Linked DNA regions of Homo sapiens: region 1 is linked to region 2. Evidence: chromatin contacts called from ENCODE Hi-C or POLR2A ChIA-PET data. All regions are on one chromosome and are shown on one strand. The core of a region is the stretch at or near the end of the contact, and the rest is flanking DNA. Distances in the headings are between cores, read along the strand shown. Region 1 overlaps LIMD1 (LIM domain containing 1). Region 2 has its middle 67 kb from the start of XCR1.

Region 1 (6,623 bases), core at 1,213-3,712, 430 kb after region 2:
AGAGCAAACATCTATACTGTATGACAGAAAAGGATGTAACTCTAATATGAAAATAACTCAAGTAACAGTCCTATATAAAAAATGGGTAAAGAATAGGCAGACAAACCACAAAATAAGTATGAATGATCAATAACTATAAAATAAAATCTTTAGCTTTCCTCATGATTTAAAAAATATTGCTGCCAGGCACAGTGGCTCACACCTGTAATTCCAACACTTTGGGAGGCCAAGGTGGGAGGATCACTTGAACCCAGGAGCTCAAGACCAGCCTAGGCAACACAGCAAGATCCCATCTCTACAAATAATAAAAAAGTTAGCTAGGTGTAGTGGGGCACGCCTGTAGTCCCAGCTACTTAGGAGGCTGAGCTAGGAGGATCACTTGTGCCTAGAGGTTGAGACTGCAGTGAGCTGAGATCACGTCTGTGCACGCCAGCCTGGGCAATAGAGTGAGACTCTGTCTCTCCAAAAACAAACAACAACAAAAAACCCTATGCTTTACCTATCAGACTAGCAAAGCTTAAAAAGAATGATAACCCCAGTGTTAGTAATGACACAGACAAACAGATACTTGTTCACACTCTGCAAGGGATAGCAGAAGCTAAAACAAGCTCTTAGGAGAGAAATTTGTATTAAATGTCAGTAGAATTTACAAAGTTCAGATATTTTCTCCCCAAAAATTCTATTTCAGGAATTTATCCTAGTTCCAGAAATCGTCATCTCAGATTTATAATAGCTTGCTAAAAATGAGCATCAAATGTCCAATTCCTATTAAATGATAACCCATATACATGTTGGAATATTATGCAGCCATAAAAAGATTGTGTTTTCAAAAAAATATTTATTGACAGGGAAAAATACTTAAAATATTTTAAAGGAAGTATATAAGTATGTGGGTTACAGTTATGAACACACTCACATATATGATGACAAAATTATGTGTACACTCATACACATAAGATGTACACCAAATTTTAAGTCATTATCTTTGAGTGTAAGAAATAGGTGATTTTCAATTACCATTTTTTCCTGCAATAATTATGCATTATTTTTATAACCTGAAACAAAGTTTAATGGAGTAGGGGAATGTGGGTGGGGGTGCATGGAAGGGATAATAGGACTTACATAGAAGGCCACAACTCTTTAGGTCTCCAAAGCTGCTCTCTTGTCCTCCCCTCAAAGTTACTGTTGCCCTCTCTTCTAGAAGGTCCCCATCCTTGAACGTTCGCAGTATTTTCTGACTCTGCTAAACTAAGGTACCAAGAATGTCTACCTACAGCTGGGTGATCTCAGGGATCATCATCAGAACCCCCTTGACAGCCATGGAAATTAATTTCAGTTACTTAAACTTTCTCTCTATAAAGGGACTCCAGAGAACTCGAAGTTTTAGAAAAGAAAATGAGAACTAACTAGAGTATCTTTCCCATACTTTTCCCACGTCGGACACCTACCTGGGTGACAGCTGATCTGCTGCCCTCTGTCCCTCCCCAGGAACAAGGTGACGAGGAACACAAACAGCCCACCTGGCCGGGCGCGGTGGCTCACGCCTGTGATCCCAGCACTCTGGGAGGCTGAGGCTGTTGGACCACTTGAGATCACGAGTTCGAGACCAGCCTGGCCAACATGGCGAAACCTCATCTCCACTAAAAATACAAAAATTAGCTTGGCATGGTGGCACGCGCCTATAATCCTAGCTACTTGGGAGGCCGCGGTAGGAGAATCGCTTGAACCTGGGAGGCGGAGGCTGCAGGAAGCTAAGATCGCGCCATTGCACTCTAGCCTTTATGACAGAGAGAGACTCCGTCTCGGGAAAAAAAAAAAAAAAAAAAAAAAAAGACAGCCCACCTAAGAGAAGCTTGCTCAACCAGTAAGCAAAACTATTCACACACTGTCTGATCACAAAGTCCAAATCTTTACTTGTGGAGCTCCCCACTTTCGCCTCTTCCTTCTCGGAATTCCCGCAGGGTAAACTCATTCCTCAAGAGAGGAAAGAAGGTGGGGCTGCAGTTGCGGATGGGGCCCCTAGAGGGAGCTAGGAGGCCACCAGGAAACGGCGCAGGACTTCCAGAGCTTAGGCTTCTGATCCAATGTATGGAGAACACAGCAAACAGCACTTTGGTTCCAGGAATGGGGTTAGCAAGTTCTAAGGAATCTGAGCTGGAAATCAACGTTTTGTGTAATAGGGCGAAGATCACCTCTATTCCAAAAATCACAGAGGAAGATCATTGAACATGCAGAAGCACTGAACCCTCTAGTGTTAAGAAACAAATTAAACGAAAGCTTTTTCATCCAGGAGATCAACAAAGATTTTTTAAGTGTTTGTGATTGTTGTCACTGTATATTTTCATAAGCTACTGCTGAGAGTGTAAGATGATAAACTCTCCCTGGAAGGGAAACTTTAAAATGTTTATCTCTGACTCAGTGAGGTTATCTGAGACTTAGCTTTGGGAAAGAATTTTAAAAAGTGAATAAATATTTACTTAGATCCAAACTGGCAGCCTTAGAGGAATGGTTATATAAACCAGAGTACATATAAATGATGAAATGTTACATAGCTATTTAAAATGTCATTTAAATAGTGTTTTAGTCATATTGGAAAATGCTTATATATAGCATATATATATGTTTGGGGATAGCATATATATATGTTTGGGGTTTTTTTGAGATGGAGCCTGACTCTGTCACCCAGGCTGGAGTGCAGTGGTGCAATCTGCAGCCTCAGCCTCCCAGGCTCAAGGAATCCTCCCACCTCGGCCTCCTGAGTAGATAGGGCTACAGGTGTGCACCACCACAACTGCCTAATTTTTGTATTTTTTTGTAGAGACAGTGTTTCGCCATGTTGTCTAAGGCTAGTCAACAACTCCTGGGCTCAAGTGATCAGCCCATCTCAGGATTACAGGTGTGAACTACTGCACCCAGACTGAAAATATATTAACAAGTGAAAAAAGCAAACTTGACAAGTGTATTTATAGTACAATTCCATTTCAGTAATTTGCAGATACCACTGATATGCAAAAGGGAAAAAAACAAACAGTGGGTAACACTGGTAGAAGTATAACAGTGAAACATCACTTTCTACTTTATATACTTTAATATTTTAAATTTTCTTTCTAGTATTAGGTACAGTGACAGATGGTATTAGAGAGAAATTTCACTTTACTTCACATATTTCTATATTAAATTTTTCTAGAAATATGTATAATATGAAAAAATACTTTTAATCTTAAAAGAAAACCCTTATGTTATAATGTGAAAAGTAAAAAGCAAGATTTAAAAATTGTGCATCTCAACTATATAAAGAAATTCAAAGAAAAAAAGACTGGAAAGGAAATCTGCCCATGAGTGGCAACGCCTCTGAGTGGACATATTTAGAATCTGCATGGTGAGGCCAGGCACGGTGGCTCATGCCTGTAATCCTAGCACTTTGAGAGGCCAAGGCGGGCAGATCGCCTGAAGTCGGGAGTTCAAGACCAGTCTGACCAACATGGAAAAGCCCCCTCTCTACTAAAAATACAAAATTAGCCAGGCATGGTGGTGCATGCCTGTAGTCCCAGCTACTCAGGAGGCTGAGGCAGGAGAATCACTTGAACCCAAGGAGTGGAGATTGTGGTGAGCTGAGATCACACCATTGCACTCCAGCCTGCAATGAGCAACATGAGCAAAACTCAGTCTCAAAAAAAAAAAAAAAAAAAAAAAAAAAAAAAAGAATCTGCATGGTGGAGGGGATGGTTTATTTCCTAGTTGGTTGCTTCTATATACTTTCCTACACTTTCCCAAAGATTTACCAATGAGCAGGTATTGCTCTGATCATTTAAAAAATTGCCCAGCTGGCTAGATAAGTCCTCTTGCTGCCAGTTCCCACAGCTGAGAATTCCCATGTCCGGACACAGGAGGCCAGTACAGGGGGTTGGGGGACTACGTCTGATTTTCCTTTATTCCAAATTTTAAAAAACTGAGACTCCCCCACTGACCTAAGAGGGTGGGGCTTAGTTTGCTCTGAAGAACTCACACTTCATTTTTCACTTCGGTTTTGAAAGACCACCTGAGGTTAGAAACTGGATAGTGTATCAAAATATATTTGTTTGTATTCTGAGTGGGAGAAAAGCCTAACATCTACTGATTGTCTTCTGTGGTCTAAGTACTATGTTTAGGGCTTTCACATATATTTTTAAATGCTTGAAAACTTTGCCACACAGGTTACTGCATCACTCCACCTTCTGACCCTGTACTGTCACATGCCTTTTACGGAAGAAACTCACAAAGTCATTTCCTACTCAAAGCCATCACCTACTCCAGGTTTCAGTGAGCGTAGAAAGGGTTCAGTAAAGAGTCGGGCAGAAATAAAACACATCACATGTCAATGTCATGGAGCAGTACAAGGATACAGGAATTGATTATTTTTGGGAATCACTTGAAATCACACCCAAGGATTACTCCTAACTTTCTGGAGTAAAAATATGATACTTATGAATTACACATTATCGTTTTCATTTCATAAGTAAGGAAATTGAGGCTTACCCAGGTAGTAAGTGGGCAGGATGGGAACCCAGATTTGTCTGACTGTGAAGACTGTGCTTGTTCCACTGCACCATGAGGCCATGCAGCAGTATTTAATGCTTGTTGGATGCACACCTATATGCAGAATCCAGTTTCTCTCTTCTGCCAGGAAATGGGACAGGCCTTTCTTTCTTTTTCCTTTTTTTTTTTTTTTTTTTTGAGACAGCGTCTTGCTCTGTTGCCCAGGCTGGAGTGCAGTGGTACAATCATAGCTCACTGCAGCCTCGAACTCCTGGTCTCAGCAATCCTCCCGCCTTGGCCTCCCAAAGCGTTGAGATTACAGGTGTGAGTTACCATATCTGGCCGGAAAAGGGAATTTTCATTCAAACACTTTCTAGGTACTGGGCCTTTTACTTGCCTCATGTCTCACTTAAGTGTCATGAACAGCTCCGTAAAAACTCCTTGTGATGACAGGCATTTAGATGTAACTTGATAGGTAACCTTCCACTTGGAGACAGGCTAAAGTTTGTATCTTTGGAGAAAGGGGGTTGCTGAGAGGAGGCTGAGGCCAGGTAGGAAACAGCAAGCAACCTGGTGCTGAGAAGCAGGGAGGCAGAAAAGGTATTCTCCAGGCTGAATCACCCCAGATTTGGCCAATGAAACAGACGCCAACTAACCTGAAAATTCCTGGAATCACTGCCACTGTCCTGAAAGTTCCAATCAAGAGCAGGATCCAGAATCCTCCTTATTGACATTTAAGCTAGAGCACCCAACCGCCACTAGGTGGTGCCAAACCACAGCCAGGACAAGGACAGGTTGAAGCAGCACAATTTACCCCAAGCCAGCCAGCCCTGGAGGCCTGCTTGAGTCATTTCATTAATCTTGCAATAATGTGCCCTGACGTTTGGGCAGTTGAAACTCACTTGTCGGCTGGGCGTGGTGGCTCACGCCTGTAATCTCAGCACTTTGGGAGGCCAAGGTGGGCGGATCATGAGGTCAGGAGACCAAGACCATCCTGGCCAACATGGTGAAACCCCGTCCCTACTAAAAATACAAAAACCAGCTGGGTGTGGTGGTGCGTGCCTGTAATCCCAGCTACTCAGGAAGCTGAGGCAGGAGAATCGCTTGAACCCGGGAGGCCGAGGTTGCAGTGAGCCGAGATTGCACCACTGCACTCCAGCCTGGCGACAGAGTGAGACTCCGTCTCAAAAAAAAAAAGAAAGAAAAAGAAAAAGGAAACTCACTTACTATATTACGGTTGAGTTACTGATGCTTTTTTTTTTTTTTCTGATGGAGAAACAAAAGCTAAAGAGGTTAAATTCACCTATGTAGCTAAAAGTTAAATAGAAAAGTTGAGATTCGAACCCAGGTCTCTCTTGTGCAAAGTCAACACTCTTTCCACCACACTATACTGTCTCTCTTGTTTTCTGTTCCAAAAGGAATATCTCTCAGACTAAGGGGAATGTCTTAGTCATTTTAGGCTGTTAGAACAAAATACCATAAAGTGAGTAGCTTAAACAATAGACATTTATTTCTCACAGCTCTGGAGGTTGGAAGTCCAACATCAGGGTGCTAGTAGGGTCAGGTTCTTGGTGAGGATCCAGTTCCTGATTTACAGATGGCTGTCTTCCTGCTGTTTTCTCACATGGTGGAAAGGGAACTAACTACATCTCTGAGCTCTTCTTATAAGGACACTAATCCCATTCAGGAAGTATCCACTCTCATAACTTAATCACCTCCCAAAGACTCCACCTCCAAATACCATCATGTTGGGATTAGAGATTCAACATAAGGATTTGTGAGGGGGCGGTATAAACGTTCAGTCCTTCCAGGGAAGTAGATGGATTTCCTGGCATTCCCAATTAAACTTCCTTCTGCTCCCTTGAAGAGGCAAATTTCACTGTCCTCACTGACTTGTTATGGCGGCTCATACGTAGAGACGTAACACTAGGGAGCTGCTGCGGCTTTGGCAGAGCTAATAAGGACAGAGGACAAAATGGAATAGCCGAGGGATAAACACCAAAAACTTAGGTGGTTCTCAAACCTTAGCATGCTTCAGAACCACCAGGTGAGTTTGTTGAAACACAGACTGCTGACTTAGTAAGTGTGGGAAGGGGCCCGAGACTCTG
Region 2 (6,803 bases), core at 4,232-6,731:
CTGTCCAAGAGAAGCCACACTCGTGGTGAGATCCTGTAACAAATGACAATTAATTTGACCTTTCTAACTGGAGTGTCTGGAATTGTGGGGTCAGGTTTTGAAGATGAGAGGCTGTAACTAAGAAATATCCACTAGCTGTTAGTAGAGAGTCTACAACCTTGCCTTTTAAAGTGTAGTTCTCAGAGCAGCAGCAGCAGCTGCTGCAGCACCAGGAGGCTTTATGAGACACAGAGTCTTAGGCCACAAGCCAGACTGCCTTTCACCAAAATCTCCAGAGGATACATTTGGGCATTAAAGTTTGAGAGGTGCTGGTGTACAAGACCTGGGTGGATGTGGATGTGCATGTGCTGGGAGGGACCCTTCTTGGAATTTTGTACCAAAGATTGTGACCCTCTTAGGCAATCAAGTCTGAGTCATAGAGGAGGCCCCAGAAATTCAGCCTAGAAACGCCTGTGTTTAAAAACAGAAGGCCATGGCTTCCAGGAAGGATGATCTATTTTATAATACCGTAAGGTTTCAAAATGACTACAGCCCCCTTATCCGCCTCCACTGAGCTCCACACCGTCGTCTACCCTGACACTCTTGGTGCTGGAGACATAGGGGTCCGGAGCAAGGCAATCACAGGGGACAGGAACCTTGCTTTTTGAGACCCTGGGCCCCAGAACAGCTCTAGCCAAGGCTCCCACACCCCTCATTCTAGAAATGAGGGTTTTCTAGAAAGTCAGGCCTGCATGCAGGGAAGGGAGGTGAGGGTGCCCATGAGTGAGCCGCTCAGAAATCCCTTCTCCAGCCCCACTCTCTCAGTGACCCCACCTGGACATCATCTACTCTATCCACAAGAAGCGGGTTCAGCCGAGGGGATTGACCAGAAGCTCAGGTGTGAGCCTGAGGGCTGACTGCTGGTTATTTTTCTGTCCTGGAACACCTGACCCACCTGCCTGTCTTCATGTCGCCAGTGTGGGGAGGGAGAGAGACAACTAACTATAACCAGGAGGGTCCCCGCAGTGGCTCCGGCCTCGCCTCCCCTTTCTTGCCTGAGACACTAACTTAGTTCCTGGTTTGGTGCCTGTCGGCGCCTCCATTACCAGTAGCTTAGCTCCCACCGTGGGGAGGGAATCAAAGAGGTTGTGCCGCCCTTGCCATGTAGCTGCCCCTGAATCTCATCCAGGTCAGTTCCAGATTCTAAACTGAATTTTTTTCATGATATTGTCAAAACAGTGAGGAAACATTTTTTAAAAGCCCTATAGAAAAAAAGAAGAAGAAAGAAAGAAAGAATTGGGTTCAGCTGCAAATAACAGGAAAAAAAAATAGTGGCTTAAACCAGTGCCTCTCAAACCATCCTGTACACAGAAATCACCCGGGGATCTTGTTAAAATGCAGACCGTGATTCAGAAGCCCTGGGGCTGGCCCTGACGTTCAGCATGTCTAATGGGCTCCTGTGCGATGCCCAAGCTGCTGGTCCACAGAGCTCACTCCATAGGGAGGGCTTCAGCAAGACAGGAGTGTATTCCTCAGCCACAAGAAACCTGGAGTCTGGCCCTCCAGACTATATCCATCGCTGGTGATGGGACCATTGGTACACCAAACCTCAGCAACATTCAATTTACCCATCTAACAAATCTGCATGTGTACCCTCAGAACCTAAAATAAAAGTTGAGATAGAGGAAAAAAAAGAGTTTGTTGCTTTCAGCCTCTTGATTAGTGAGATGGAAACAAACCATCAATACACAATGCTGTCTGGCTTCCTCTGTGTGGAAAGTGCGGATAGGGATTGAGAGGGTCCTACTTGCCAAGGCCACAAGTTTGGGATGAGTCAGCTGCATCATACATCAGCAGATGAGCTGTGAGGCAGGGATGCTCCAATGGGCACAGAGCAGCCAGACCCACAACCTGCCCTGAAGCCACTCAGAGATCACAGTTCAGTTACAGGGTACATGGTGGGCGGCCTAAGAATGGGGAGAAACTGGGGACCTAGGACCCAGGACCTGGCCACACTGAGTGGACGAGATCAGCTTCAGGTCCCGGGAAAGTTCTTCCCAGAAGGCAAAAATGATTCCTGAAGCATATGGTCATTGTGATACCTTGGCTGGCAATATAATCTGTAGTCCAAACCAGGGACAGTGTTGAGAATAGAAAGCCAAAATCACTTAATAGGCCTTAACTGATCTGTGGTATGCATTAACCAGTTGTCGGCAAGTCCAGAACTGTGGACCTTCTCCTAACCCTGTGAGTGGACATCTGCCAGGTAAGCTGGCCACAAGCAGACTGCACTGGAACACTTAGGGTCTCCATTTTGGCCTAGATGATCCTCAGGTCAGGATTCAGACATGTTGGGCAGCATCAGAAGGACAGGGTGGGTGATTGTGGTCCTTGATAGCAGGCATAGGGCTTCAATAAGGAGTGAAAGCTCCTGTAAAGCAACTACTGACTGTTGACAGTGAACGGATTCATCAGAAACTCAACTCAGGCTGGGCGCGGTGGCTCAAGCCTGTAATCCCAGCACTTCGGGAGGCTGAGGTGGTTGGATCACGAGGTCAGGAGATGGAGACCATCCCGGCTAACACGGTGAAACCCTGTCTCTACTAAAAATACAAAAAATTAGCCAGGCGTGGTGGCAGGAGCCTGTAGTCCCAGCTACTCCAGAGGCTGAGGCAGGAGAATAGTGTGAACCAGGGAGGCAGGGCTTGCAGTGAGCCCCACTGCACTCCAGCCTGGGCATCAGAGCGAGACTCCGTCTCAGAAAAAAAAAAAGAAAGAAAGAAAGAAACTCAACTCAAACCAGCTTTAGCAAAAAAGGGAATCTGTGGGCTGTGTAACCAAATCACACAGAGTACAGAGGTGCAGCTAAACCCAAGGACAACTGGATTCGAAGATTTGAATATTGCCAGGACTTCCTCTTTCTTCACCTACATCTTCGTCAGCTTGGGTTGCTATGACAAGTTACTATAGACAGGGTGGCTTAAACAATAGGCATCTATTTCACAGCTCTGGAGGCTGGGAAGTCCAAGATCAAGGTGGAGACGGATTTGGTTCTAGTGATGTCCCCCTTCCTGGCTTGCAGATGGCCAGCATCTCAGTATGTGTTCCTATGACAATTCTTTGTGTGTGCACACTTGAAGAGAGAGTTTCAGTGTGTCCTCTTCCTCTTCTTTTAAGGGCACTAATCCCATCATGACTTCATCTAAACCCAATTACCTCCCAAAGTCCCCACCTTCCAAATACTATCACATAGGAGGTTAGGACTTGAACATATGAATTTGGGGTGAGGGACACAAACATTCAGTCCATAACAACCTATGTCTCTGATTCTCTCTGCATATTGGACTCATTCTCTCAGTCCAGCTGTCCCCACAAAGTCAAAGCCATGCCTGCAGGCAGCTCTGAACCAACAATGGCAGGGAGGAGAATCAGCATCCTCACCAGCTCCAGGTGGAAAAAAATCCCAGAGAAGGCTCGTGATTGGCTTTGTGGGCCCACTTGCCCATTCCTGGCCAATTGCTTTGGCCAAAGGGATGAGGCCACTGTGATTGGCCCAGGCAGATCGTGTGTTCATCCTCACACCACAGGGATGGTTGGATTGGTGAAAAAGCAGCTTTCCCCCAGAATGGGAAGGCTGTTGTAGGCAAGCCAAGCAATGAATGCCCATTGCAAAGGGAGCTGGAAGTGGTTAAGGGATGAAGCAAGGGCTGTGCTAAATGGAACTATTGGCCAGTCTCTGTAAGATGCCTGGGGCTGCTTAGAAATACTTTAGGGGACTTACTTTGCAAGGAGCTGAAATCATGAAATAACATGTTGTAAACCAAAGAAATGTGTTCATTACTGTTAATATAGGGGCTGAAGTACCCTGGTACTATGATATCTGCAATTTACTTAAAAATATATTGGCACTGAAAATGTAATCTAAGTGTGGGTGTAGCCTTTTAAATCTTCACTCCAGAGGAAGCCAGTTGCCCTAATCAAGACAACTCCAGGGTGGTAATTAGAGTGTAATCGGAAGGCCATACCCCAGACGGACACCCACAAGTGCTTCAGCTGTCTTCTTCTCTGATTAGTGCCAGCAGTTTTGTTCATTAATATAATGAACATGGACATGAGTTTTCATCAGTGAAGCATGAAACTCCACAGCAAGAAACTCCACAAACTTACATGAACAGGCCATTCGAATCTAATGGGCCTTTCTTCCTCCCTACTTAGGAATGTCACCCACGACATTTGTGTCAGCTTCTGGTTCAGGAGAATGCGGGCCAACCTCAGTCTGACTAGATGGTTCACCAATCCTACTACTAGACTGTTGTGATATTTGCCTTAACTGAACCTCTCTTTCATGCAAGATCTCGTTGGAACCTCCTAAAGAACAGAGATGCTGGACTTTATCACACTCAGGAGGTGACTGATGTGAGCCTGCTTGCTAATAAATGTCTGTTTTGGGGGGAAGAATTCAGTCTGAGACTTGCTTTTATGGTAACCTGCAGTGAGGCTGTGAGGAGGAGCTGGCCCTAAACACCTACTACAATGGTGGCTGCTTTTATTAACCAAAAAGAACCTCCCAATTGTACAAGATCAAATTGGGAAGTAGAAGGTGCCCTTGTAAGCTCAGTGTGTGTGTGGGTTGGGGAAGACAGTTTTCATCAGAAAGATCTATCATCCGTCATGTCTCAGGGTCACAACCACTAAGTCAGGAAGCCAGCCCCCAAATAGGTGGGGAAAGGGTTTTGGGTCTAAGGCAGGGCCCATTCTAGAGAGACTAGGGAATGAGCAGATTTCCATGAGGAAGAGAGAGAAGACCCAGGAAGTGAGGCAAAGGCCTAGCAGCCAGAACTGGAGCACAAGATTGGAACCAGAGCAATGAGAGGACCTCCATGGAGGTGAGCCATCCAGAATCCAGCAGGAAGGACCATGAGTATGGTTTTGGCTGTCACAATAAGAAGGCTAGAGAGACCCGGAAGCAAACCAAGCCTGACAGCCCTCCATCCATCTGAACAACACCCCAAAACTACCATGAGGAAATGCAAGGAGGTCAGAATTTACAATGCCTAACTCTTTATCAAGAACCTTGAACCATCATGTTTCCCTTCCAATGATCAGTATTTTCATGGTCATTGCAAAGACTATCAAGGAAATACCTTTGTAGCTGCTGGCATGAGGATTTCTTTGAGGAAAAAGGGCCTTTGAGAAGCCCACTTCTCAAAGAGTCAAAGGGAGCTTCCAGCCTGGACTTTGGGCTGTTCCCATATTTTCTGTGGAAGGAAAGAGATTTTCCATAGCATGAAGTAGAAACAAGGATCAGAGCTGGGTGCTGTGGGAAAGGCCAGGGAAGAAGAGGGGAGGCACTGCCATAGCCCAGGGAAGGTTTCAAGGGGTTTGCGAGACACATTATGTGTGAGGTTAGCTTTCCCTGGGTCCCTCTATTAAAATATGTAGCAAATTCTCACTGCTTATTTATGCATGTGCGCTTCCTACTGCCCAGGTGTTGAAACTGACCTAAGACAATTTGGTCATGCACAACCACAAAGTTCCTTTTGGTTACTATCAGCTGCCACCATCAGATAAGAGTGGAAACTCACCCACTCCCCTGCTATCTCAATCCAAGTTACCCCAGGAGCAAGGCTCAGAATGAATTCTGTCCTAAATAAAAACATTTATTAGCAAGCAGGTAATGTTTTCAAATGCAAGAGAATTGTTTAGAGCCACAAAGAGATGATGAGGATGAAAACAGAGACCTTAACCAAACATAAGCACATGTCTCAGTGAGAAGATATTAACTTTTTCTAACTATATTTATTTATGCACACCTGTTACTTCATTCAAACACTTATTGGAGACAGGAACAACTTGTGTTGCTTTCAAAATCCCCATGGGACCTCACTCTCCAAACAGCAGGGGTAAAATAAGATAAAACATGAACCTTGAGTGCATACAAAGGAGCCTTGTGCATTGTGAAACATTAGTGATGATTCTTTGTTCTGTGAAGGTTTAGACATTGCAGGGGTAATTATGGGATGTTGCACCTCCCAAACCAAGCACTTTCCCCCAAGGTCTACCAGGATGATCTGCAAGAAGACTCCCTCACAAAGACACAAAGGGAACCGTGGGAGTGGCAGGCTTCATCTGTCTAGCTGCAGGTGCAAGGAGGAAGTCTACTCCAGCAGGAAAGTTTAGGTGTCTGGAATCTGCATAGTTCAATAACTGCTGTGGTTTGAATGTTTGTCTCTTCCAAAAGTCATGTTAAAATTTAACCCCCAGTGCAACACTGTAGGGAGGTAGGGCCTGAAGTAACGTCTTTAATCATGGGGGCTCGGCTCACATGAATTGATTAATGCCTCTGAAAAACAGGCTCAAGGGAATGGGTTCATTCTCTTTTTTCCCTTCCACCATATGATGCCTTCTGCCACGTGATACCTTCTACTTTGCAATGACACAGCAAGAAGACACTCACCAGATGACTTGATTTGGACTTCCCAGGCTCTGGAATTATGAGCCAATAAATTTCTGTTCATTATAAGTTACCCAGTCTGTGGTATTCTGTTATAAAAGCACAAAACAGATTAAGACAGTAATAGACAAAAAAACAGATGAGCATATAGCACTTGGGCCCAACCAGACATATGCTAAGAGGGGCAGAATTCAGCACTCAACAAAGAAGACTCCAGGAGTAGTGATTCTCTGAAATCCAGGAGGATAAGCAGCAGGTGAGAAGGCACCTGGGACAACAGTGGGTTACAAGGCTATAGCCATCAGCGTGAAATTTTGGAAGCAGAGAGGACTCCAGCCCTGAGCAGCAACTGAGAGTGACAAGAGTACCA

The links. A loop is a pair of places that touch in the nucleus more often than their neighbours do. ChIA-PET counts read pairs that join two places held with the same protein, here RNA polymerase II (POLR2A). Pooled maps may share reads with other maps.
Region 1: a map with no recorded cell type shows a loop between it and region 2 (5-fold over the local background). The contact joins two enhancer-like sites. A Hi-C loop is called at or near these places in 1 of 168 maps with a recorded cell type or tissue (CD4-positive, alpha-beta T cell), 1 of 37 single-sample maps with no recorded cell type and 2 of 50 pooled maps. POLR2A ChIA-PET finds 5 or more read pairs at or near these places in 1 of 52 experiments (activated T-cell).

The regions. Positions count from the first base shown.
Region 1 is chr3:45,655,615-45,662,237 of GRCh38, reverse strand. The region is part of intron 2 of LIMD1 (LIM domain containing 1); the gene reads right to left. Among named protein-coding and RNA genes, the nearest start is that of LIMD1-AS1, 30 kb to the left of the region's middle. Within about 2 kb of position 2,462, at least 10 of the 41 ENCODE cell types and tissues checked have a DNase peak (open chromatin) inside an H3K27ac peak, as active enhancers do.
Region 2 is chr3:46,091,574-46,098,376 of GRCh38, reverse strand. No RefSeq gene overlaps it. Among named protein-coding and RNA genes, the nearest start is that of XCR1, 67 kb to the right of the region's middle. RefSeq lists an enhancer at 628-737. Within about 2 kb of position 5,481, at least 5 of the 41 ENCODE cell types and tissues checked have a DNase peak (open chromatin) inside an H3K27ac peak, as active enhancers do.